Regions from separate parts of the Homo sapiens genome. Here region 1 is linked to region 2. Evidence: chromatin loops called from intact Hi-C (ENCODE). Cell type or tissue: heart left ventricle. All regions are shown on one strand. Links, peaks and the distances in the headings refer to the core of each region. The heading gives the core; the rest is flanking DNA.

Region 1 (8,000 bases), core at 1-8,000, 81 kb after region 2:
GAAGTCGGAAGAGGCAGAAAGGTGGTGAAACTATCAGTTAAAATGAATTCGTTGTATTATTCATATTAGAAATATATCTGGGATTAAATTAGTTAATACATGTAAATCTCTTAGGACACTATATAGTTAATGCTGTCCAAGGGATGCCTATCATGATTATCATCATTATAATTGTTTCTCAGCCGGGTGCGGTGGCTCACACCAGTAATCCCAGCACTTTGGCAGGCCGAGGCAGGCAGATCGCCTGGATTGGGAGTTCAAGACCAGCTGGCCAACATGATGAAACCCCGTCTCTACTAAAAATACCAAAATTAGCTGGGCGTGGTGGCAGGTGCCTGTAATCCCAGCTACTTGGGAGGCTGAGGTAGGAGAATTGCTTGAACCCAGGAGATGGAGGTTGCAGTGAGCTGAGATCGCACCATTGCACTCCAGCTTGGGCAACAGAGCAAGATTCCATCTAAAAAAAAATAAAATAGTAATTGTTTCTCATCTCCAGCTTCTCCTCCTTAAGCTGTGAATTGAATCATTCATCTATTTATGTAGTAGTATTCTCTCATTCCACAACTGCATGTTGATACCTACTATGTGCCAGATGCCATGTAGGTGCTGATATATCCATGTGCATGTGTGTGTTTATGTCCCTCACATTCTTACAAAATATACGTAAAATTATCAATAATAGTTAAGTGCTCAGAAGAAAGTGTATTTGAGTCAAGGGTGAGGTTCAGTGGGAGGGAGAAGGGTCTTCCTTATTCAACATAGGCTCAAAGAGGGCCTTTCTGAGGATTGAGCATTCAGGTTGAGATTTGAATGATCAGAAGGAGCCAGCCATGTGAAGATTCTGGGATGAGTAACCCAAGTGGAAGGAACAGAATGGCCAAAGGCCCTGATGTAGGAAGAAGCTTGGGATATTTGAAAAACTGAAAGGGGGCCAGTGTGGGGTACAGATGGTATATTTATTTATTTATTTATTTATTTGAGACAGGGTCTCACTCTGTTGCCCAGTCTGGAGTGCAGTGGTGCAATCTTGACTCACTGTAACCTCCACCTTCCAGGTTCAAGCAATTCTCCTGCCTCAGCCTCCCTAGTAGCTAGGATTACAGGCTTGTGCTACCAAGCCTGGCTAATTTTTTTGTATTTTTAGTAGAGACAGGGTTTCACCATGTTGGCCGGGCTGGTCTTGAACTCCTGGCCTCATGTGATCTGCCCACCTTGGCCTCCCAAAGTGCTGGGATTACAGGTGTGAGCCACTGCACCCGGCCAAGATGGTATATTTAGATCAGGTGCTTTGAGTGAGTGACCCTGAATTGCTGATGATTCCAAAGATGGGCTCATCTCGATGAGAGGATGGATTGGTCTTCAGCCTCCTTAACCTCTAAACGCCAGTGGAAGACCTCACCTGCCTTTTGTGCCAAAAACTGGTGGGAAAATGTCAGTGGTTTCCTGATTTCTTGCCCCTTTGTTTCTTTGGGCAAGGAGAGAAGTTCATGAAGGTAATGAGTGAAAGAGGACCATTGTCCATGGGAATAGGAGTTGGCCGAGTAAATAGAGACTGTGATGACTCTGGAACAAAGCCTGTGCCTAAATATTTACTAGAGTCTCAGAAATAAAATACTCTGAATATAGGAGCTCCATCTGATTTTCTGTCCCAATCCAGGAAGTGTGATCCTTGAGATGGCAATGATCCAAGATTAAATCTTTTCAAACTTCCTCTGTGGAAAGAGAGAGCTTCCTAAGAGAGACACTAATCATGATTAAAGACAAGTTCCTAGAAGGTGAAGAAGGAATATGAAAACATGACACAGATGAGCACATTCCATTCCTGAGTTTACAGTGGGATGGGTAGGAGGTTCTCACCCCACTGTGCCCCTTCAGGGACATTCAGAAGGGAATGTCCTGGGAAAAACCAGAAAGTCAGTGTGTGCTACAGCCTCTCCCTGTGCCCCTGGGACTTCAGTCACCTTTGGCTATAAGACCTTGGGCAAGTCACTTCAACCTTCTGATCCTTATTGTCATCTGTAAATGAAGATCAGAATAATACAAACCTCACAGAACTGTAGTGGGCATTAAATAAGAAAAAGCAAATGAAATACATGGTCCAACCCTTGGCCCAAAGGTGGTGCTGTAAAAATTAGCATTCTCCTCTCCCTTTCTTATTCTCCCAGGATGGGGCTCTCAAACTGTGGTACCCAGACCAGCAGCATCAGCAAGACCTGCACTCTTGTTAGAAATGCAAAATTTCTAGCCTCAAACCAGACCTACTGAATCACAAACGCTAGCAAATGGGGCCCAGTAATCTGCGTATGTTTTTTGTTGTTGTTGTTTGTTTGTTTTTTGAGACACAGTCTTGCTCTGTGGGAGTGCAGTGACGTGATCATAACTTACTATAGCCTTGATCTCCTGGGCTCAAACGATCCTCCCACCTTAGCTTCCTGAGTACCTGGGACTACAGGTGCGTGCCACCACGCCTGGCTAATTTTTGATTTTTAGTAGAGGTGAGGTCTCGCTATGTTGCGCAGCCTGGTCTCGAACTCCCGAGCTCAAGCAGTCTTCCCCCTTTGGCCTCCCAAAGTGCTGGGACGATAGGTGTGAGCTACCATGCCTGACCAGTCTGTGTTTTAAGTCCTCCAGGTGATTCTGATTAGGGTTGCCAGATTTCACAAATAAAAATACAGGATGCCCAGTTAAATCTGAATTTCAGGCAAACAATACATACCTTCCTGTCTTTTTTTTTTTTTTTTTTTAGCATAAGTATGTCCCATGCAATATTCGGGACATACTTATGCTACAAATGTATAATGAATATATTATCTGTGAATCTGCATATTCAAGATAGGCAGACTTAACTGTATATCTCGTGTTCTGATTATGTTAAAGTTTAAGGACCACTATTGGAGGATATCCCAAGGGAGGAGTCCAGCACAGCCTAGAGAAGGCATGGAGAAGACGCCCTGGGATCTCCCGATATCCCTTAAAGAGAAGGACAAAAGCAGGGAGCAGGAAGCCATCTCCAGAATTCTGGACACTCTGGGTCTTAGATGGTTTGTTAACAAAGAAAAATGTTTCCTGAAATTAGCTGACTGCATTTTCCATTTGGGCTATGATGACCTTGTTTCCTCAAGGAGAAAACGATGACTCTGTTTCTTTCAGGAAATTCAGGGTAATCTATAAAAACATGGGCTGTGTAAAAGCATCAATACTTCTTCAGAATAGCATGTCTTTGTGGAGCAAAACTTTCTTAAATTTTGTCACATCATTAAAGTCCAGTAATACCCTTTAGGGTAGGCCAAAAAAGATTATTATCCTTGGTTTACAGTGGAAGAGACTGAGGCTAAAAGCAGTAAAGTGACTGCCTCAAGGTCACATAGTTTGCTATGGCGGAACCAAGATTAGAACCAGGTTGGAAGGTTCACAGTGTGCTTTGAAGGAGGGGAGGAAAAGGATGTCCATGCCATTTAATTGTACTTTCAAGTATGATTATTGATACAGGATCCTTTTTAAAAATCCCCTGGCTGCCTCTGATTGTGAAGCCAGTTGTCCATTGCCCTAGGCAATTCTTTTCATTGTTTTTTGAGATATGATCTCACTCTGTTGCCCAAGCTGGAGTGCAGTGGTGTGATCACAGCTCATCAAAGCCTAGACCTCCTGGGCTCAAAGGATCCTCCTTCCTCAGCCTCCCGAGTATCTGGGACTATAGACAGTGCCACTGCACCCAGTTAATTTTTTATTTTTTTGGAGAGATGGGGTCTCACTATGTTGCCCAGGCAGGTCTCAAACTCCTGGATTCAAGTGATCCTCCTGCCATGGCCTCCCAAGGTGCTGGCATTACAGGCATAAGCTACCGCACCCAGCCCCCAGGACAATTCTTGATGCCTGGATTTGTGATCCTGAGTGTGCACATGCTGACTTACTGTCCTTAGGGTGTGAAAGTAAAGATAAAATTAATATGTAAACGTGAATCACTTTCTTCTTCTGGGCTACAATTTTATTTTCATTGGAAAATAACAAGGTCAGCTGTAATCATTTCCAAGGTAATTCCAGCTCTAACATCACATGAGCTGGGTTAAGATGTCAATTTTCTATTTCCAGGCACACAAAACATAACTGTAGCTAGCACTCAGTGACATTTTCACGTCTTTTTCTACATCCCCCCAAAAAACACATAACTTACATGCCTACTTTGCTTTCAGTCCTCAGGCTCTGCTAGTGAATCTGAGACAGCTCTGGAATTGTTGTTCCTTATTCTTAAAGATTTTAAAGGATTGTGTTCTGATTATAAAATTATACAAACCCCTTGTGAAAAAACTGGAAAAGTATTTTAAAAATGCACTCATTGTTTTGTCTTCCCAAGATAATCATTGTTAAATTTGGATATATATATGTATACACAGGTACACACACACACACACACCTATGCATATATTTAAACATTTTGGGGCTCATAGGGTATATAGGTTTGTATCTCCTCATGTCATAACGAATTCTTCAAAGCTATAATTTTAATGGCTGCACACTATTCCATCATATGGCTGGGTGCAGTGGCTCATGCCTATAATCCTAGCACTTTGGGAAGCCAAACTGGGAGGAAAGCTTGAGGTCAGGAGTTTGAGACCAGCCTAGTCAATATAGCGAGATCCCATCTCTACAAAAATTTTTTTAAAATTCTATCATAAATATGAACTTGAATTTATCCAATTGTTTTTCTATTGTTGGGCCCTTACGTGGTTTCCAACATTCCTCTGTTGTAAATGACATAGCAATGAACATACTGATGAAATCCTTGTATCTAAGTCTTTGTCTGCATCTCTGATAATTTGCTTAAAACCGAGTCCTAAAAATAGGGTCATATAAGTGGAAGGAGACAAACTTTTAAATGATTTTAACGTGTACCAACCGACAACTTTCCAGAAAAATGGTATCAATTTACATCTCTACCAGAAATATGTGGGAGAGCCTATTTATTTGCCAACACCAAGTATTTAACATTAAAAAAATCCTATTTGACGGACTAACCTATAAGGTCAGTTCCCCTTATGGTCTTGTTCTTATGAACACTGAGCTTGTGGGTTGCCAGACTGATATTTCACAGAGCCACTTCATAGTCTCCAGTATACCCTGCTGTTCTCATGGGCCCTGGGTAGGCCTGGCAGGCTAGGTTTATTGCCTCTTCTTCAGGAGAGAGTGGTCCTTGGCATGTCCCTGAGAAGAGTCCTGACTCCATGCCCCAGTGGGAATAAATGCAGCTCTCAGACATTTGGTTGCTATGGTTTCTGTTGTTTCCCCAAGTGGAACATTCAAAGATTTGATATCACTTACTCACTCAGCAGATCTTTACTGAGTCCTTGCCATGTGCAAAGAATGTCCTCTGTTAAGTGGAAGCAGGACTGGATTGCAGAGAGCCTGGAGTGCCTGAAATTCCTCTTCTGAATTTCATGCCACAGCTGAGAGGCAGAAGTTACAGTGAGCCGAGATCATGCCACTGCACTCCTGCCTGGGCGACAGAAAAAGACTCTGTCCCAAAAGTGGGCTCTTTGAAGGCTAGAAGGTATTTGGGGCAGCAGACTTGTGTGGAAGCAGTTATCAAAGTGGGGATGTGACACGCACCAGGAGAGGGGAACAGACAACACATGAGGTAAGAGATTGGAGGATGGAGATCGGCTCTGGATGGTGTCAGTGGAGAGGTGGGACTGGGCTTTATTCTGCAGATGAGGGAAGTGTTTTTATAGACAGAGCTTGATGAAGAGGGCATTCCAGGAAAAACGAAAATGTCATAAACAAAAGCAGGAGGCAGGAAAGCACAGAGCACATCTTGGAAATTGAGCCAGTGTGGTTTTGCCAGAGTGGAGGGGACATGGCAGGGCATGGCAGGGCTGCTGAGATTGGAGAAGGTGGGACTGACTTTATTGCAGAGAGTCTGGAGTGCCTGTAATTCCTCTTCTGAATTTCACGCCACAGCTGAGAGGTTGAAAAGTGCTCTGGTCAACAACCTTTGTTGTCTCTGGTGGTTGAGATCACCTCTGAGAACTCTCACAATCCCATCTCTTGAGGAGATAAATTGTTTGCGGAATGATTTCCCACCAAGATTTTGAGTAGCTTCAGTGGATTTCCAGTCGAAATATCTTTGCTTTCATAACTTTGCTGCGGCCTGATGGTATCATGGAAGTCTTGATTCTACCAAGCCTTCCAGTTCCGGGGCCTCCCTGGTGAGATCAGTCAAAGTTTCTTTCACTCCATGTTCTATATGTTGGCATGTGGTTGAAGTGAAAATGCCGCCCACTGGGCAGCACAGGGGCCATGGTTATACACACACACACACACACACACACACACACACACACACATATATACACACACATATATATATACACACATGTATACACACACATATATATACACACACATATATATACATACACACATATATATACACATACACACACACACACACACACACACACACACACACACACACACATATATATATATATTTTTTTAAGAGATGGAACTTTGCTCTTGTTGCCCAGGCTGGAGCCCAATAGCGCGATCTCGGCTCACTGCAACCTCTGCCTCCCAGGCTCAAGTGATTCTCCTGCCTCAGCCTCCCGAGTAGCTGGAATTACAGGCACCTACCACTACGTCTGGCTAATTTTTTTGTATTTTTAGTAGAGATGGGGTTTCACCATGTTGACCATATCTGGTCTTGAACTCCTGACCTTAGGTCATCTGTCTGGCTCATCCTCCCAAAGTGCTGGGATTACAGGTGTGAGCCACTGTGCCCAGCGGGTAACAGATCTTTAAAACTCTGGCAGTTAAGCAGGGAATTTTGGAGAGAGCCTCTTTCACTTTTTGTCCTCCAGATCTTAGCATTTTTTGGAGGGGACACGGTCTTATTCTGTCCCCCCAATTGCAGTGCAGCAGCATGATTACACTCACTGCAACCTTGAATTACTGGGCTCAAGCGATCCTCCCACCTCAGCCTTCCAAGTAGCTAGGACTACAGGTACATGCCACCATGCTTGGCTAGTTTTTAATTTTTTTGTAGAGACGGGGTCTCGCTATGTTACCCAGGCTGGTCTTGAACTCTTGGCCTCAAGTGGTCCTCTCACCTCAACCTCCCAAAGTATTGGTATTGCAGGCCTGAGACACCACACCACCAGGCCAGATTTTAGCATTCTAATTGTGTAGTTACAGACTGCATCCCTGCTTCCAAAGAGTGATGAAAACAAATTTAAGGAGGAAACAGTGGCTTTCAATACACTCTAGGGCAGGCTTCTCAAACTTTGTTGGGCATAAGAATCACCCGAAGAGCTTATTACTCTGATTTCAATAGGTCTGGGTGGGTCATTAAATAGAGTAACACCTGTCTTTGGTTCGAGAGACAGATGCAATTCCTGCCAGCTTCTGACTTCTAACATTAATTGTCAGTAGCGGCTGGCTGCGGTGGCTCATGCCTGTAATCCCAGGACTTTGGGAGGCTGAGGCGGGCAGATCACCTGAGGTCAGGAGTTCAAGACCAGCCTAGCCAATATGGTCAAACCCTGTCTCTACTAAAATTAGCTGGGCATGCTGGCATGCAGCTGTAGTCCCAGCTACTTGGGAGACTGAGTCAGGAGAATCACTTCAGCCTGGGACGGGGAGGTTGCAGTGAGCTGAGATCATGTCACTGCACTCTAGCCTGGGTGACAGAGCGAGACTCTGTCTTAAAAAAAAAAAAAGTCAGTAGGGAGAAATGATTTTGCCTGATGTTTTTGGTTTAGGTAGTTTTCCCTTTAGAGGAGGCACAAGGGGGAAACATTAAATTTGTGCCAAACCCTGGAGGGACTAAAGTAAAAAGAATTTAAGTGATAGAGCCATTGTGTCTTGTTAAGGCAAACCAAATTGGTCTTTTCAGGAATCTAAATTGCAATGGGAGGAAATCTGTTCTTGCTGAATGTTCCAAATAACAGAGAGGCAGATTCTTTAATAGTGATGGCAATTAGAGGGACTGGCCTAGGTCCTCC
Region 2 (16,493 bases), core at 4,396-12,395:
CATAGCCCACCCCAACCAATAAATAACCATGGTTTTGCTAGTGCCTCCAAGTACTGGACCTCAAAAGTCACAAACTACCCGGAGATTAAAAAGAAATGAATAGGCTGGGCACGGTGACTCACACCTGTAATCCCAGCACTTTTGGAGGCCGAGGCAGGTGGACTGCTTGAGTTCAGGAGTTTGAAAGTAGCCTGGGTAACATGGCAAAACAGTAAATACAAAAATTAGCCAGGCCTGGTAGTTCCAGCTACTCAAGAGGCTGAGGTGGGAAGATTGCTTGAGCCTGGGAGGTCGAGGCTGCAGTGTGCCAAGATCGTGTCACTGCAATTCACCCTGGGGAACAGAGTGAGACTGCCTCGAAAAAAAAAAGGAGTGAATAAACACGAAGATTAGGCCCTGTGACCCCCAACACACACGCACACACACACACATGCGCGCACACACACACACACACTCCTTTTTATTTTGAGATAGAGTCTTGCTCTGTTGCCCAGGCTGGAGTGCAGTGGTGCAATCTCGGCTCACTGCAACCTCCGCCTCCCGGGTTCAAGCTATTCTTGTGCCTCAGCCTCCTGAGTAGCTGGGATTACAGGCGCGTACCACCACACCAGGCTAATTTTTGTATTTTTAGTAGAGACAATTTCACCATGTTGGCCAGGCTGGTCTCGAACCCCTGACCTCAAGTGATCCGCCTGCCTCGGCCTCCCAAAGTGCTGGGTTTACAGGTGTGAGCCCCTGCGCCTGGCCATACTGCTTCCTTAATGTATTAGGGTTCAATCAGAGAAACTGTACCAGTAAGGGGATACAGATTAAGAGATTTGTTGCAAGGAGGTGATTTGCGTGATTGTGGGGCTGGCTAGGTAAGTGCAGTAAGTGCAGGCTGGAACTCTTGTCAAGGGCTGAAGTTGCTATCCACAGGCAGAATTTCTTCTTCAGGAAAACCTCAAGTCTGATTTTAAGGCCTTTCAACTGCGTCTATCAAGCCCACCTAAATTATCCAGGATATCTTCCTTTTATGTAAAGTCAACTGATAATGGACTTTATTCGCATCTACAAAACAACTTCACCAAAACATCCAGTTTAGTGTTGGAATAATTGGGGCCTTTAGTCTAGCCAAGTTGACACAGTAAAAAAGACATCACACTCAGCAGGGCATGGTGGCTCAGTCCTGTAATCCTAGCACGTTGGCAGGCCAGGGCGGGAGGATTGCTTGAGGCCAGGAGGTCCAGACCAGCCTGGGCAATGTAGAAAGACACCATCTCTCCAAAACATAAAAAAAGATAAATTAGCTGGGCTCGATAGCTATACCTATAGTCCCAGCCACTCAGGAGGCTAAGGTGGGAGAATCACTTGTGCCCAGGAGTTTGAGGCTGCAGTAAGCTATGATCATGCCACTGTACTCCAGCCTAGGTGACAGAGCGAGACTGTGTCTCAAAAACAAACAAACAAAAAGCAGTGGAACGTTGCTTTACATATATTAGAGCACTTACCACATGCCCTGTGGTTAAGTGATTTGCATGCAGCATCTCAGTTAATCTCAGAACATCCCGTGACGCAGGTATCCTTCTTGTCCCTGATTTTACAGTTCAGGAAACGGCCTCAGAGAGGTGAGGAGACGCCCACAGTCGCGTGGCATGGTGCACCTGTGTTCTGAACTGTCACTTGCCTCTCCCTGTGAGCCTCTCTTTACTCTGCCTTGTCTTCTTGTCCTGGGGCAAGAAGTTAGGGTTCAAGACCCTTCGGGATGTGAGGATGTTTCTGCCACTCTGGACATTAGTTTTCTCCCCTAAGTGGCTCTATCTCTCCCGGCCTGAGTTTGGAAGGGAGACACCATTCTGGTACGACTTTTCTTAGGCCTGTGCTGCCATCTATGGGGCTCGAAGGTGCTCGCCATGCTCCAGACCGGCCACCTGGCAGTCAGGTGAGCTTGCAAGTGTGAAGAGCAGCGGGATGCGGGGGAGGGAGCAAGCCCAGTAACAAATAAAGCAAATATCATCGGCCCTTGTCCTCAGCTGCTCGCTCAGGCCCCCCAGAATCCTGTAGCATTTCTGGGGATTAAGAGGGTGGTGGGGTTTTCACCTCTATCACGTCTACTGCCAGCCTGGCGCCCAAAGGTTCGGCCGTCATCCGCCCCAGCGGGTCCCTGGAACCGCCGGGATGCCCAGGCTGCCAGGGGGTCTAATGGGGAACTGGGAGTTTCTTTCAGGTCACAGGATAGGTCTGCAGTGCGACTCAGGCTCCCGCGGGGACCTGCCCACTCGAACGGGGGAGGAGGAAGAGGCTCCGGGGGAGAGCCAAGGAGGCGGGGAAGAGGAGCGGCGTCCCGGGAAAGGGGATGCTGGAGCTCCTGCCGACGCTCCACCTGTAGCCCCGCCCTTGACTCCGCCCACTTCCCCAGCCCCTCCCTTCCAGGCGCAGCCTCGAGGTGGCGCTGTGGAGCCGCGCAGGGTCTAGGGCGACTCTCTGAGGGAGCCGCGGCCGCCAGGCTCCGTGGGTTTTGGTTCAGGCGCCGGTTAGTGTCGGGGTAGGCCACGCAGTGAGTTGGCTTGAGGCAGGAGGCAGGCGGAAACCGAGGCTGAGAGGCTGGCTGTCGCTGCCACCCCTCAGCAACCCCAGTGCAGCTGGTCATCCTGTCAGCCGATCAGTCAGTCGCGTCCCCAGCCCGGCTCACACGCCTCCTCCATCAGTCCCTCAGTCAGTCCCTGCGTTTCCTGTCTTTCCCTTGCCTTTCTCCCTCTTTTTTCTTGTCTTTTCTTTCTTTCTTTTCCTTCCTTCTCTCTCTATTTCTCTCACTTTCTTTCCTTTTCTTTTTCTTTTTATGAGAGGGGTCACCTCACTATGTCACCCAGGCTGGAGTGCAGTGACGTCATCTCGGCTCACTCAGCTTCGACATCCTGGGCTCAAGCCATCCTCCCGCCTCGGCCTCCCAAAGCTCCGGGATCACAGGCAGAGCCACTGTATCCGCCCAACCATTGCGGTTCCTGCCAGGTGGTCGGCTGGCAGGTCGGCCCTTGTCACCTGGGTCCCCGAGCCCTGCACACTGTGAGGGCGAACAGAGTCCATGGAGGATGGTGAGGGGAGGAAATATGTGGAGCCCAGGCCTTGCTTTTTCTGTTTTTTGTTCTTGTTGTTGTTGTTGCTGTTGTTTTGTTTTTTTTTTTTTTAGACGGAGTCTCGCTCTGTCGCCCAGGCTGGAGTGCAGCTCACTGCAAGCTCGGCCTCCCGGGTTCACGCCGTTCTCCTGCCTCAGCCTCCCGAGTAGCTGGGACTACAGGCGCCCGCCACCACGCCCGGCTAATTTTTTGTATTTTTAGTAGAAACGCGGTTTCACCGTCTTAGCCAGCATGGTCTCGATCTCCTGAACTCGTGATCCGCTCACCTCAGCCTTCCAAAGTGCTGGGATTACAGGCGTGAGCCACCGCGCCCGGCCTCTTTTTTTTTTTTGAGTCTTGCTCTGTTGCCCAGGTTGAAGTGCAGTGGTGCGATCTCTGCTCACTGCAACCTCTCCCTTCCGAGTCCAAATGATTCTCTTGCCTCAGCCTCCTGAGTAGCTGGGATTACAGGCACTCACCACCACGCCTGGCTAATTTTTGTGTTTTTAGTAGAGGCGAGGTTTCACTATGTTGGCCAGGCTGGTCTTGAACTCCTGGCCTCAAGAGTCTGCCCGCCTCGGCCTCTCAAAGTGCTGGGATTACAGGTGTGAGCCACTGTGCCCGGCCGTTTTTTTTCTGTTTTTGGTCAGAGTTACTTGCCAAAGGGCTTTGGTTTTTTCCCCTCAGGATCTCCCAGGCCCTTGGGGGGCAGAGGGGACAACGATGCTGACCCGCTCCTGAGGTGGCGCTCGGCCAGCACAGCTGTCCCTGGAGCAGAAGAGTGGCAGTGGAGGGGCCAGAGCCCTGGCTTTCAGCGGCTGTACTGAGAGTTACTCCACGTTCAGCCCTTCCCCGCCCGACGCGGATTGGCTGTGGGCTGGGTCTGATCCTTCCCGGACCTGGAGCAGCTGTGGGCTGGGCCTGATCCACTGACTGCCTTCTATGTTAGAGCTGGCAGCATGGGGGCCCAGACCCGGGCCCTTCCAGGAGGTGCCAGGGCAGTGGGACCCGGCCCTGAGCTGGAGAGAGCATTCCTGTGCTGGTCGTGGCAGTGCTTCCACCTCACTGTGTGTGCTTGTGCAGGTCACTTCACCCAGGCCTCGGTGTCATCACGGACAGCTTTCAGAAAGGGGAGACAGCCTGGACATGGTGGCTCACACCCATAACCTCAGCACTTTGTGAGGCCAAGGTGGGGAGGATCACTTGAGGCCAGGGGTTCAAGACCAGCCTGGGCAACGTAGTAAGTAACCCCATCTCTAAAGAAAAAAAATTAGCTGGACATGGGAGGCCGAGGTGGGAAGATGGGGCTTGAGCCCAGGAAGTCGAGGCTGCAGTGATCCTCGACTGCACTCCAGTGGTGCATTCGATTACACTACTGCACTCCAGCCTGGGTGACAGCGGGGAGACCCCTCTCAAACAAACAAAATCCCCCCAAACCCAAACCTGCCACCTACTTCCCTGCCCTGCCCGGTACTGTGGGTTTGGAAATATAACCATGGAGGTGAAAGCCCAGGTGTGAGGAAGTTATAACCTGACCTCTCATGGTTTTCCTGATGCAGGGGAGGAAGAATGGAAGAAAGAAATGAGAAAAGGCAGGGGTGGCCTGAACTCCTGGGCTCCAGGGGACGCTGTGTCTGTTACCCCCACCCATAGGAGCCTGGGGTTCTGGCCTGGGCTGTGTGACCCTGGGCCTGTCTCTGCTGCTCTCTGGGCTTTTACAGCAGTGAAGAGCTTGGGTTCTATGATCTCTAAGGCTTGAGACTTGAGTGGAAGGGTTTCTAACAGAAATCCTGGGGCCATGATGTTCGGGGAGCAAGAGCTAAGCTGTCTGGTGCAATAGCCACTAACCACGTGTTGCTGTTGGGCACTTGACATGTGGCTTGTCTGATTTCAGGTGTGCCCAAGGATGTTGTAGAACTCTGTCTAGCCACAGTGTGGGGATGGGGAGCTCCCGCCGACAGACTCTGTTGCTTTCTGGCTTGGTAAGTGGGAATACCGAAGTCCCTGGCTGTGTGTTCAGCCCAGTGGGGTTGGGATAGGTACTGGGGAAGGTGGGAGCTGGGTCAGAAACCCTCCCTCAGCCCAACCTGGGTGGACTCCTGGGACCCTTGGTGGGAGGAGGGGTCTGATGACCCTGGGGGAGGGAGGGAGGGGAATTGGCAAGACTCAGATGTATACTCTGGGGACGACGATCCTCTCTCTTTCTGCCCCAGTCCCGCTCCTTTCTTTGAAGCTGGGGTCCCCAGCTCACATCATGCCCAGGCAGCCTCAGTGTTCCAGTGAGGCGGGAGCTACAGCTCCTGGAAATTAGAGGTGACCTGGGCGAGGCAAGTTTTTTGTAGGGACCTGGTGGGATACTCCCAGGGGATTGTTCTCCTGGGCAGGCCTGGGAAGTCCCAGGAAGAGTTGGTTATTCATTCACATCCAGTGTTTATTGGACATCCACCACATGCCAGGCTTTGTGCCAGGCAGTGAGTGACAGGAGTGAACTGTACAGACATTGACCCTGTTTATGGAGTGCAGTGTCTAGAAGTGGTGATAAGGGCAATGGGAGAAGACAAAAATGAAAGTACACGAATTAGTTAAAGTAAAAATTCTGATACCAGGCACGGCGGCTCATGTCTGTAATCCCAGCACTTTGGGAGGCCGAGGCCAGCGGATCACCGGAGGTTGGGAGTTGGAGACCAGCCTGACCAACATGGAGAAACCCCATCTCTACTAAAAATACAAAATTAGCTGGGCGTGGTGGCACATGCCTCTAATCCCAGCTACTTGGGAGGCTGAGGCAGGAGAATCGCTTGAACCTGGGAGGCAGAGGTTGTGGTGAACGGGGTTGCACCACTGCACTCCAGCCTGGGCAACAAGAGTGAAACTCTGTCTCAAAAAAAAAAAAAAAGTTAAAATTGTGGTATGTGCTGTGAGGGTAGCAAGGCGGGTGCTAAGATAGAGAACAAAGCAGGCCATTCTGGGAGGATTCTCTGAGCAGGTGACACTTAGCCTAAGACCTGAAAGAGGAGGAGCCATGGGATGGAAAGAGTGTTCCAGACAGAGGGAATAGCATTCATCCACTCACTCACTCATGCATGTGTTACTCTGTGTTGGACGCTGTTCTATTTGCTCCCAAAACAGCGATGAACAATACAGGAGAAATGCTTTCTGTCATGGAGCTTATGTTGTACTGGAAGAAGACAGAAGGCAAATAACCAATTAGACAAATAATATCAGGAAATGATGAATGCTCTGGAGAACATAAAAAGATGATGGGCTAGCAAATGACTAAGGATGAAGGGACTATTGCAGATAAGGTGGAGAGGGAAGGCCACTCTGGAGACCTGAATGATGAGAAGGAGCCAGGCAATGGAAGGGTCTGGAGGAAGAGCATTCCAGAGAAAGGGACCAGGAAGTGGAAACGAGTTTAGCAGATTTGAGGCATATGGCCAGTGGGAGAGTGATGGGCAGTGAGGTGCAGGGAGCAAGTTGTGGAGGGTGTGGCAAAACTAGGCCAGGAGTTTGGATTTTAGTAGAAGGCATCGGGAAGCTGGTGGAGGGATGTGGGTAGGGGAGTGGTCCAGTCCCTCAGGCTGCTCTGTGTGGGTATAGAGTGAGAAGGTGGGAAGGTGGGAGTTAAACTAGTTAGAAATCATTGAGGCCGGGCGCAGTGACTCACGCCTGTAATCCCAGCACTTTGGGAGGCTGAGGTGGGCGGATCATGAGGTCAAGAGATCGAGACCATCCTGGCCAACATGGTGAAGCCCCGTGTCTACTAAAAATACAAAAATTAGCCAGGCGTGGTGGCGTGCACCTGTAGTCCCAGCTACTTGGGAGGCTGAGGCAGGAGAATCGCTTGAACCCGGGAGGCGGAGGTTCTGTCTCAAAAATAAATAAATAAATAAATAAATAATAAATAAATAAATGGAAAGGAATCATTTTGTAGTCCAGGCAAAATGTTGGTGGCCTGGACTAGGGCAATAGCAGTGGAGATGGATGCAGGTGAACAGATATATCTATGGACGGAATTGACAGGACTTTATAACCATTTGGATGAAGGAAAATGAGACTCCTTGGATTTGACTTCTAGCAACTGGGTGGATTATGGTGCCATTTACTGAGTTGGAGTGGGTTGTGGGAGATACATTTTGGGGAGGAAAATGCAAATGCAGTTTTGATGAACTTAGAGATTTCTGTAAGACAGGAAAGCGGAGATGACAAGCAGGAAGCTGGGTCTCTGAGCTTGGAGCACAGGGAACAGGACTGGCCTAGAGATAAATTTGGTTCAGGGCACAGGCAGCTCTGGTTAGGCCCACAGAGACAGTACTGTTCAAGGGACAAGCACTAAGTTGTCCAGCACAGACACTAGGCTCTCCAGCACAGTAGCCATGAACCACATGTGGCTTTTGGGCACTTGACATGTGGCTTGTCTGATTTCAGGTGTACTGGAAGTATAAAGGACACACTAGATTTTGAAGAGTTAGCATGGAAGAAAGAATGTAGAATATCTCAATAATTTTTATACTGGGCCAGGAATGGTGGCTTATGACTGTGATCCCAGCACTTTGGGAGGCCGAGGCGGGTGGATCACGAGGCCAGGAGATCAAGACCATCCTGGGCAACATGCTGAAACCCCGTCTCTACTAAAAAATATTTAAAAATTAGCTGGGTGTGGTGGTGCACGCCTGTGGTCCCAGCTACTAGGGAGGCTGAGGCAGGAGAATCACTTAAATCTGGGACGTGGAGGTTGCAGTGAGCCAAGATGGCACCCCTGCACTCCAGCATGGCGACAGGAGAGACTTTGTCTCAAAAAAAAAATTTTTTTTTAATACTGATTATACATTGAACTGCTAATAGTTTGTATATACTGGGCTACATAGAATACATTAATATTAATATTATTTTGTAGAGACGTGGCCTTACTATGTTGCCTAGGCTGGTTTCAAACTCTTGAAACCAGCAAGGAGGTCCTTCTGCCTTGGCCTCTGAAAGTGCTGAGATTACAGGTGTAGGCCATTGTGCCTGGTCATAAAATAAATGTATTATTAAAATTAATTTCACCTGTTTATTTTTACCTTTTAAAATGTGGCTACTAGAAAATGTAAATCACATTTTTTTTGTTTGTTTTTGTTTTCTGAGACAGGGTCTTACTCTGTCGTTCAGGCTGGAGTGCAGTGGTGCGATCTCAGCTCACTGCAACCTCTGCCTCCCGGGTGGAAGCAATTCCCCGCGTCAGCCTCCTGAGTAGCTGGGACAGGTATGTGTCACCACAACCAGATAATTTTTGTATTTTTAGTAGAGAAGGGGCTTCCCCATGTTGGCCAGGCTGGTCTTGAACTCCTGACCTTAAGTGATCCACCCGTTTTGGCCTCCCAAAGTGCTGAGATGTATTTCTTTTCTTTCTTTCTCTTTTTTTTTTTTTGAGACAGAGTTTCACTCTTGTTGCCTAGGCTGGAGTGCAATGGCGTGATCTTGGCTCACCACAACCTCCGCCACCTGGGTTCAAGTGATTCTCCTGCCTCAGCCTCCTGAGTAGCTGGGATTACAGGCATGCGCCACTACGCTGGCTAATTTTGTATTTTTTTTTTTTAGTAGAGATGGTGTTTCTCCAGTTGCTCAGGCTGGTCTCGAACTCTGACCTCAGGTGATCTGCCTGCCTTGGCCTCTTAAAGTGCTGCAATTACAGGTGTGAGCCATGGCGTTTCTCCAGTTGCTCAGGCTGGTCTCAAACTCCGACCTCAGGTGATCTGCCTGCCTTGGCCTCTTACAATGCTGGAATTACAGGCGTGAGCTACTGCGCCCGGCTGTTGGGATGTATTTCTAATGTTCCATAGGGTAGGGCTGGTGGTGTGTTGTAGGGTGTGGCAGATCAGGGCACCAGGGGGCAGCAGTGGTTAGGAAATTGAGAGGCATTTCCGATGAAGACAACCTAAGGGAAACCCAGAGTAGGGGTTGGCCTGTCTCTCTCTAGCTCCCTTCCTGACACCTTGTCAGAGCACAACCGTGGCACACCCCCTTGGACTTCCCAACCCCGTGGCTGTCTCAGTTGGAGTTGAGGAACAGGTAGGAGGGGTCCCCATGAGATGGTGGTGTGAACCACTCAAGAAGTTGCTGGTACTTCAGGCTCTGATCTCACTCTCTTCCTTTAACTCCAGCTGACATCACTGTGCTAGGGGAACATTTCCACCTCTTGGGCTGAGCAGGGTATGCCAACCGACAGCTGGGTAGTCAAGGCAACCAAGGCAATAAAGCTCACAGAGGTTAATTTATATGAAATGAATGTGGCTGTAACTGGTTTTCATCCATTATAATTCTAAACATCATGTTCAAATTGCCTGTAGTGTTTTTAGTTGGCAGGAAAACTGCCATTAGGGAAAAAAGAGCAGAGGGATGATTGGGGGCGAGATTGAATTCACTTTAGTGGGTTTGGTGTGACTTTGGTTGAGTGTCGCAGTGTGCCAGACTTTTGTGAGTGTCGTAGTGTGACTTTTGTGAGTGTCACAGTGTGCCAACAACCAGTTGGGTTGTTGACTGTGCAGTCCTCAAGGAATATATGTATCAGTGATTTAATATAGGGAGAAATGTGTAGAGGGATAAATAGAGACCCATGAGAGCTCAGAGGAAGTGCAGTTAATGCTTGTGCATGGGTGCGTGAAACTGTGAACTCAGAGAGAAAGTGCCAGGTAGCATCAGAGCAGACAGTCAGGATTTAGCCATGCAGTGGAGGGGTGGAGAGTGGGTTTGCAGGCACTGGGACAGCAGCAAAGGACATGGCTCAAGGAAGGACAACGAGATTTGTTTGGCCATGTGGAGCAGGGTCCTAGGAAAACAAAGATGGTGCCAGATCTTGAGAGGCCTTGGTTTCCCAGTTAAGGAGATTGGACGACTTTATTATTTTATTTTCCCTCTTTCCATAATTCAGAGAAAGAGAATGGACTTTGGATTGCAGGTACTTAAGAGCTTTTGAGGAGGGCCTGAGCTGGACAACACTGTGCTTAGAAAGAAGAAACCATACAGTGCTTCAGTTTTTGTGGAGATAAAATAAAATATGAAAAACAGAAGAAACCATTTGCCTTTTTGGTGCTCAGAGGGCAGGGTAGGAGAGGAAAAGGAGCTTGTGTGTTGCAAGCAGGGAGGTAAAGAGCCCCTTTGGGACTAGTCAGTTGGCAAATAAGGCAGAGTGGGAGAGCAGTTAGGAGTATTTGTTTTGGGAATGGAAAGACCTGGATTTGATCACTAATCCTATAATTTTTTTTGGTAATAGCTTTCTTGAGATGTAATTCACATGCCATACAATTCACCCTTTAAAGTGTACAATTCGATATTTAGTATGTTTATAATTACACAACCATTACCACAATAATTTTACTTTTTAAAAATAGAGATTCAACTCACATACCATAAAACTCACCATTTTAAAGTGTACAATTCAGTGGTTTTTGGTATATTGATAAGGTTGCACAACCAGCACCACTATCTAATTCCAGACTATTTTCTTTCTTTTTTCTTTTTTTTTTGAGACGGAGTCTTGCTCTGTCGCTCAGGCTGGAGTGCAGTGGCGTGATCTCGGCTCACTGCAAGCTCTGCCTCCAGGATTCACAGCATTCTCCTGCCTCAGCCTCCCAAGTAGCTGGGACTACAGGTGCCCGCCACCATGCCTGGCTATTTTTTTGTATTTTTAGTAGAGACAGGGTTTCTCCATCTTGGTCAGGCTGGTCTCGAACTCCCGACCTCAGGTGATCCGCCTGCCTCGGCCTCCCAAAGTGCTGGGATTACAGGCATGAGCCACTGTGCCGAGCCTAATTAATTTTTGTATATGGTATGAAGTAGGGGTCTACTTTATTCTTTTGTTTGTGGATATTCAGCTGTACCAGTACCATTTGTAGAAAACACTATTCTTTCCCCATTGAATTTTTTTGGCACCCTTTTCTAAAATCAGTTGCCCACAAATGTATCCCTGCCACTTTTTTTTTTTTTTTTTTTTTTTTTTGCAACCCTTCTCCTTCTATAACCTACCACTTTTTAGCTCTGTAATTTAAGCCTCAGTTTTCTTATCTGTGAAATAACAGTAATATCCAGGACTGACTCATCCATCAGGCACAAGAGGCTCAATATTCTAGGTCCCATGGTACTTTTAAGGGTCCATAAAAATGTTTTAGTTATTTTTTGGCCAGGCGCAGTGGCTCACGCCTGTAATCCCAGCACTTTGGGAGGCCAAGGCAGGCAGGTCACCTGAGGTCAAGTTTGAGACCAGCTTGGCCAACAAAGTAAAACTCTGTCTTTACTAAAAATACAAAAATTAGCTGACATGGTGGTGGGTGCCTGTAGTCCCAGCTACTTGGCAGGCTGAAGCAGTAGAATCGCTTGAACCCAGGGGTTGGAGGCTGCAGTGAGCCAAGATTGCACCACTGTTCTCCAGCCTGGGTGACAAGAGTAAGACTCCCTCTAGGAAAAAAAAAAAAAAAAAAAAAAAAAAAGGGCCGGATGCGGTGGCTCATGCCTGTAATCCCAGCACTTTGGGAGGCTGAGGCGGGCAGATCACGAGGTCAGGGGTTTGAGACCAGCCTGACAAACATGGTGAAACCCCGTCTCTACTAAAATTACAAAAATTAGGCGAGTGTGGTGGTGCATGCCTGTAGTCCCAGCTACTCAGGAGGCTGAGGCAGGAAAATTGCTTGAACCCGGGAGGTGGAGGTAGCAGTGAGCTGAGATGGCGCCACTACACTCCAGCCTGGGTGACAGAGCAAGACTCCGTCTCACAAAAAAAAAAAAAAAAAAAGTTTTGGTTACTTTTCACATCTGAAGAAAGAAATGAAAATTTAGGTCAAAGAAAACGTCTTGATATATTAAGACATTATTAAATATTCTTTTATCAATGCAGCTGTAAAATATAATTTTTAGTATTATTTTTATAGAGGAAGGGGCCCACAAAAGCAAAGGTGTCTCAGACCCGCAAAAATCCTACTGTGGGCTTGACACTGTTTGTCTCACAGGGTTATCATGAGGATGCAATGTGATAATCATGTCAAATCTCATGTGCTGTGCTGGCCCATAGTAGGCCATCAGTAAACGGTCAGTGTTTATGGAGTAGCAGACAGAATCTCCCTCATCAGCCTGGGCCCCTTTAGCAGGAGAGCAGTGGGGGGGCTTTTCTGTCCCGCTAGCACCTTGGCAGGCTGGTGAATTATTGACTGTGCAAACCCATGAAGGAACCACTTAGTGAGCTTGAGGGAAGGGCAGTGCTAAGGAGCTGGTCCTCTGCCCCAGTTTCCTGTCCTGACACCTCTGAGGGTTCAGGGGCACCTGTGGCCTCACCAGGCAGAGAGAGAGTTGCCGAGGTGGAGAGGAGGCAGGCAATAGAGGGGTTCTGTGCCTCAGCGCCTGGTGGGGTTGGTAAAGCTCCCTAGCTGTAATTCCCTGCCTTTGTTAGGCAGAGAGACCTGGTGTCCACCTGGGTGGAGAAGGCAATGACCATGAGTGACTTAAATGGCTCTGACAGCCAATACTCGTTTTTTTTTTTTTTTTGAGACAGGGTCTCACTCTGTCACCCAGGCTGCAGCACAGTGGCACAATCTTGGCTCACTGCAACCAATGTTCTTTTTTAAAAAATAAATAAAGATGAAATTCACACAACATAAAATTAACCATTTTATTTATTTAGTAGAGATAGGATCTTGCTATGTTGTCCAGGCTGGAGTACAGTGACTATTTACAGGTGTGATACCTCTACTGATCAGCGCAAGAGTTTTGACCTGTTCAGTTTCTGACCTGAGCTGTTCACCCCTCCTTAGGCCGCTGGTTGTCCCTTGCTCCTGGAAGGTCACCATATTGATGCCAAACTCAGTGTGGATGCCCAATTGGTAGAGTGCACTACAGCCCAGAACTCATGGACTCAAGTCAGCCTCCCAAGTCCCTGGGACTACAGGTATGCACCAAAATTAACCATTTTAAAGTGTATGATTCAATGGCATTTAGTACATTTATGATATTATGCAACCATTACCTCTAATGTAGTTCCAAAATATGTTTATCATCCCGAAAAGAAACCTTATACTCCTTAAACAGTCACTTACCATTCCTCCCTTGCCTTAGGCCCTGACAACCACTCATCTGCTTTCTGTCCCTATGAATTTGCCTACTCTGGACGTTTAATATAAATGGAATCATACAATACGTGACCTATTGTGTCTGGCTTCTTTAACTCAGCATAATTTTTTTTATTTTAAAATTTTATTTTTTTGAGACAGAGTCTTGCTCTGTTGCCCAGGCTGGAGAGCAGGGGCGTGATCTTGGCTCACTGCAACCTCTGCCTCCTGGGTTCAAGCGATTCTCATGCCTCAGCCTCCCAAGTAGCTGGGATTACAGGCACGTACCTGTACATGTGTTTCATGTGCTGGTTACCATTTGTTCACTATGCCCAGCTAATTTTTTTTGTTTGTATTTTTTTTTTTTTTGAGACAGAGTCTCACTCTGTCACCCAGGCTGGAGTGCACTGGCGCTATCTTGGCTCACTGCAACCTCTGCCTCCCAGGTTCAAGTGATTCTCCTGTCTCAGCCTCCTGAGTAGCCTGGGACTACAGGCACGTGCCACCATACCTGGCTAATTTTTTTGTATCTTTAGTAGACATGGGGTTTCACCATGTTGGCTAGGCTGGTCTCGAACTCCCGACCTCAGGTGATCTGCCCGCCTTGGCCTCCCAAAGTGCTGGGATGACAGGCGTGACCCACCGGGCTTGGCCTTGTTTGTATTTTTAGTAGAGATGGGGTTTCACCATGTTGACCAGGCTCAGGCAATCCTCCTGCCTCAGCCTCCAGAAGTGCTGGGATTACAGGCGTGAGCCACCATGTCTGGCCCAGAATAATGTTTTTGAGGCTCATTCATGCTGTAGCAGGTATCAGCACTTCATTCTTTTCATAAGTTGAATAATAGTCCATTGTGTGGAATATACCACATTTGGTTTATCCATTCCTTTGTTGATGGACTTTTGAGTTGTTTCCACCCTTTGGTGATTGTGAATAGTGCTGCTATGAACATTTGTATGTCAGGTTTTGTTAAAATACCTGTTTTCAATTCTTTTGGGTATATGAACATTTGTATATCAGGTTTTGTTTAAATACCTGTTTTCAATTCTTTTGGGTATATGAACATTTGTATGTCAGGTTTTGTTTAAATACCTGTTTTCAATTCTTTTGGGTAGGAGTGGAATTGCTGGGTCATAGGATTATTCTCTGTTTCACATGTTGAGGAACCTCCAGACTATTCTCTAAAGCAGCTGTACCATTTTACATTCCCATCAGCAATGTATAAAGTTTCTCCACATTATCATAAACACATTATTATTAATATTATTATTATTATTATTTTGAGACAGGGTCTTGCTCTGCTGCCCAGGCTGGAGTGCAGTGGCACAATCATGGCTCACTGCAGCCTTGATCTCCTGGGCTCAAGCAATCCTCCCACCTTAGCCTCCTGAGTAGCTGGGACTATTCCACCCCAACATGGCATGCACCATCATGCCTGGCTAATTTTTTGATTTTTTGTAGAGATGGAGTCTTGCTATGTTGCCAAGGCTGGTCTTGAACTCCTGAGCTCAAGTGATCCTCCCACCTCAGCCTCCCAAAGTGCTGAGATTACAGGTGTGAGCCCCTGCACCCAGCCATTGTTTGTTTTTTTGATTATAGCCATCCTAGTAGGTGGGTGGGCAGTGGTATCTCATTGTGGTTTTGATTTGTGGTTTCAATTTGTATTTCCTGGCCGGGCGTGGTGGCTCATGCCTGTAATCCCAGCACTTTGGGAGGCCGAGGCAGGCAGATCACCTGATGTCAGGAGTTCAAGACCAGCCTGGCCAATATAATGAAACCTCGTCTCTACTAAAAATACTAAAATTAGCCGGGCACGATGGCAGGTGCCTGTAATCCCAGCTACTCGGGAGGCTGAGGCAGGAGAATGGGTTGAACCCGAGAGGCTAAGGTTGCGGTGAGCCGGTATCATGCCATTGCACTCCAACCTGGGTGAGAGAGAGAGACTCTGTCTCAAAAAAAATTTTTTTTAATATTTCCCTAATGACTAATGGTGTTGAGCTTCTTTTCATGTGCTTGTTACCATTTGTTCTTTTTTCTTTCTTTATTTTTTTTTTTTTTGATCCAGGCCTGGTGAATTCTCCACCAGTCCCTATAAGAAAACCTTGCCCCGGGAGATGGAGGTTGCAGTGAGCCAAACTCACGCCACTGCACTCTAGCCTGGGTGACAGAGCGAGACTCTGTGTCAGAAAAAAAAAAAAAAGAGAAAACCTTGCCCTGTAGGAGTCCCCTTCTCTGGGGAACAGCTAGCCTTAGATGTTAAATATACAGTCTAAGTGCCCTCTTGGCCTCATGTGTCCTGCAGACTCCTTCTCTACCTGGCGTCATCCCAGATCTTGCCTTGGGTCTTGGGCCTTTCCTGCTGGCCATAACGTTCCCAAAGGGGTAACAGTTGTGTCTTTGGGAGCTCTTCTCTTTTGCCCTGACAAATTCCTTATTGTTTATCTGGAACTTGTTCATTGTTGCCTCTGCCCACTTGGGCCTCACTGAATTCTTCTCTCCACCTCCTACTCATTCCTGGTTATCTTAGATTCCTTAGCCTCTAACGTTTTCTAGACTCTCCCCCTTGGTCCTGGTGGACTCTCCCCAGTGGACTCAGTTGGCAAACTTTCCAGCCTGGGGGCCCTGCTGTTCTGGCACAGCTAGGGAGAAGGGCAGGAGGCTGGCTGGCCTCTCTGAGGGTGTTGGGGTGGCAGATCATTCACGCTTCACTTCTCACCGGAGTGGTGGGGAGGTCTCTGGAGGACCCTGGCTCTGGAGAAGGAGGGGGTTGCCATACCAACCCTTGTAGCAGGAGCATAACAGTGATAAAAACCCGCATGTCATTTGTGAGGTACAAAGTCCTGGTCTAGTTTGGGCCCAGGGGTTTTTCCTTTCTGCAAGATGGCTCTCTCTTTATTCCATCTCTTGCTCACTCGCTGACTCACTGACAACATACATTTACTGGGTGCTGACTCTGCAAAGCCCTGTGCTGGGCCCTGAGACTAAAAAGCTCAGCATTTGAGCCCCTCATGGTGTCTAGACAGATAAACACACAAATGCAATATGATGTGATGTGTGTGATAGCAGGGTATGTATGAAGGCAGTGGGAACCCAGCTGAAGTAGGAATCACTCTGCCTTGAGAGAAAAAAATGGGTAGCTTGAGCTGCAAGGAAAAGGTGACATTTGAGTTGGTTCTTGATGGAGGAGAGACTGACGTAGGGGAGAAAGGCATTCTAGGTAAAGGACTCAGGTTCTTCGAATGGACTCGGCTCAAGAGCGATTTAGGAGGAAACTCAGAAGCCCACTGCATTTCCTTTGTCTTTCTCCCCAACTACACTGGGAACACCTTG

Evidence for each region. Hi-C counts contacts between places; a loop is a spot of excess contacts. Peaks named below come from ENCODE experiments on the same cell type or tissue, not always from the same donor. Only the 100,000 strongest peaks of a DNase experiment are listed, where the experiment ranks them.
Region 1: it touches region 2 in a loop (3-fold over the local background); 3 of 110 quality-filtered maps call a loop at or near these places.

The regions. Positions count from the first base shown.
Region 1 is chr22:32,053,713-32,061,712 of GRCh38, forward strand. The region is part of intron 2 of SLC5A1 (solute carrier family 5 member 1); the gene reads left to right. Among named protein-coding and RNA genes, the nearest start is that of SLC5A1, 14 kb to the left of the region's middle. In heart left ventricle, for the core only: no CTCF peak of the experiment used is centred there; no DNase peak of the experiment used is centred there; H3K4me3 peaks cover 2,738 bases; H3K27ac peaks cover 3,176 bases.
Region 2 is chr22:31,968,401-31,984,893 of GRCh38, forward strand. LINC02558 (long intergenic non-protein coding RNA 2558) reads left to right here and starts at 2,423. Exons shown (of 5, transcript NR_149128.1): 1 at 2,423-2,512; 2 at 4,987-5,074; 3 at 12,872-13,005. It also overlaps the pseudogene RN7SL305P. RefSeq lists enhancers at 1,553-1,602, 1,673-1,782. In heart left ventricle, for the core only: a CTCF peak has its summit at 8,953 (motif pointing right); DNase peaks (open chromatin) are centred at 5,554 and 8,961.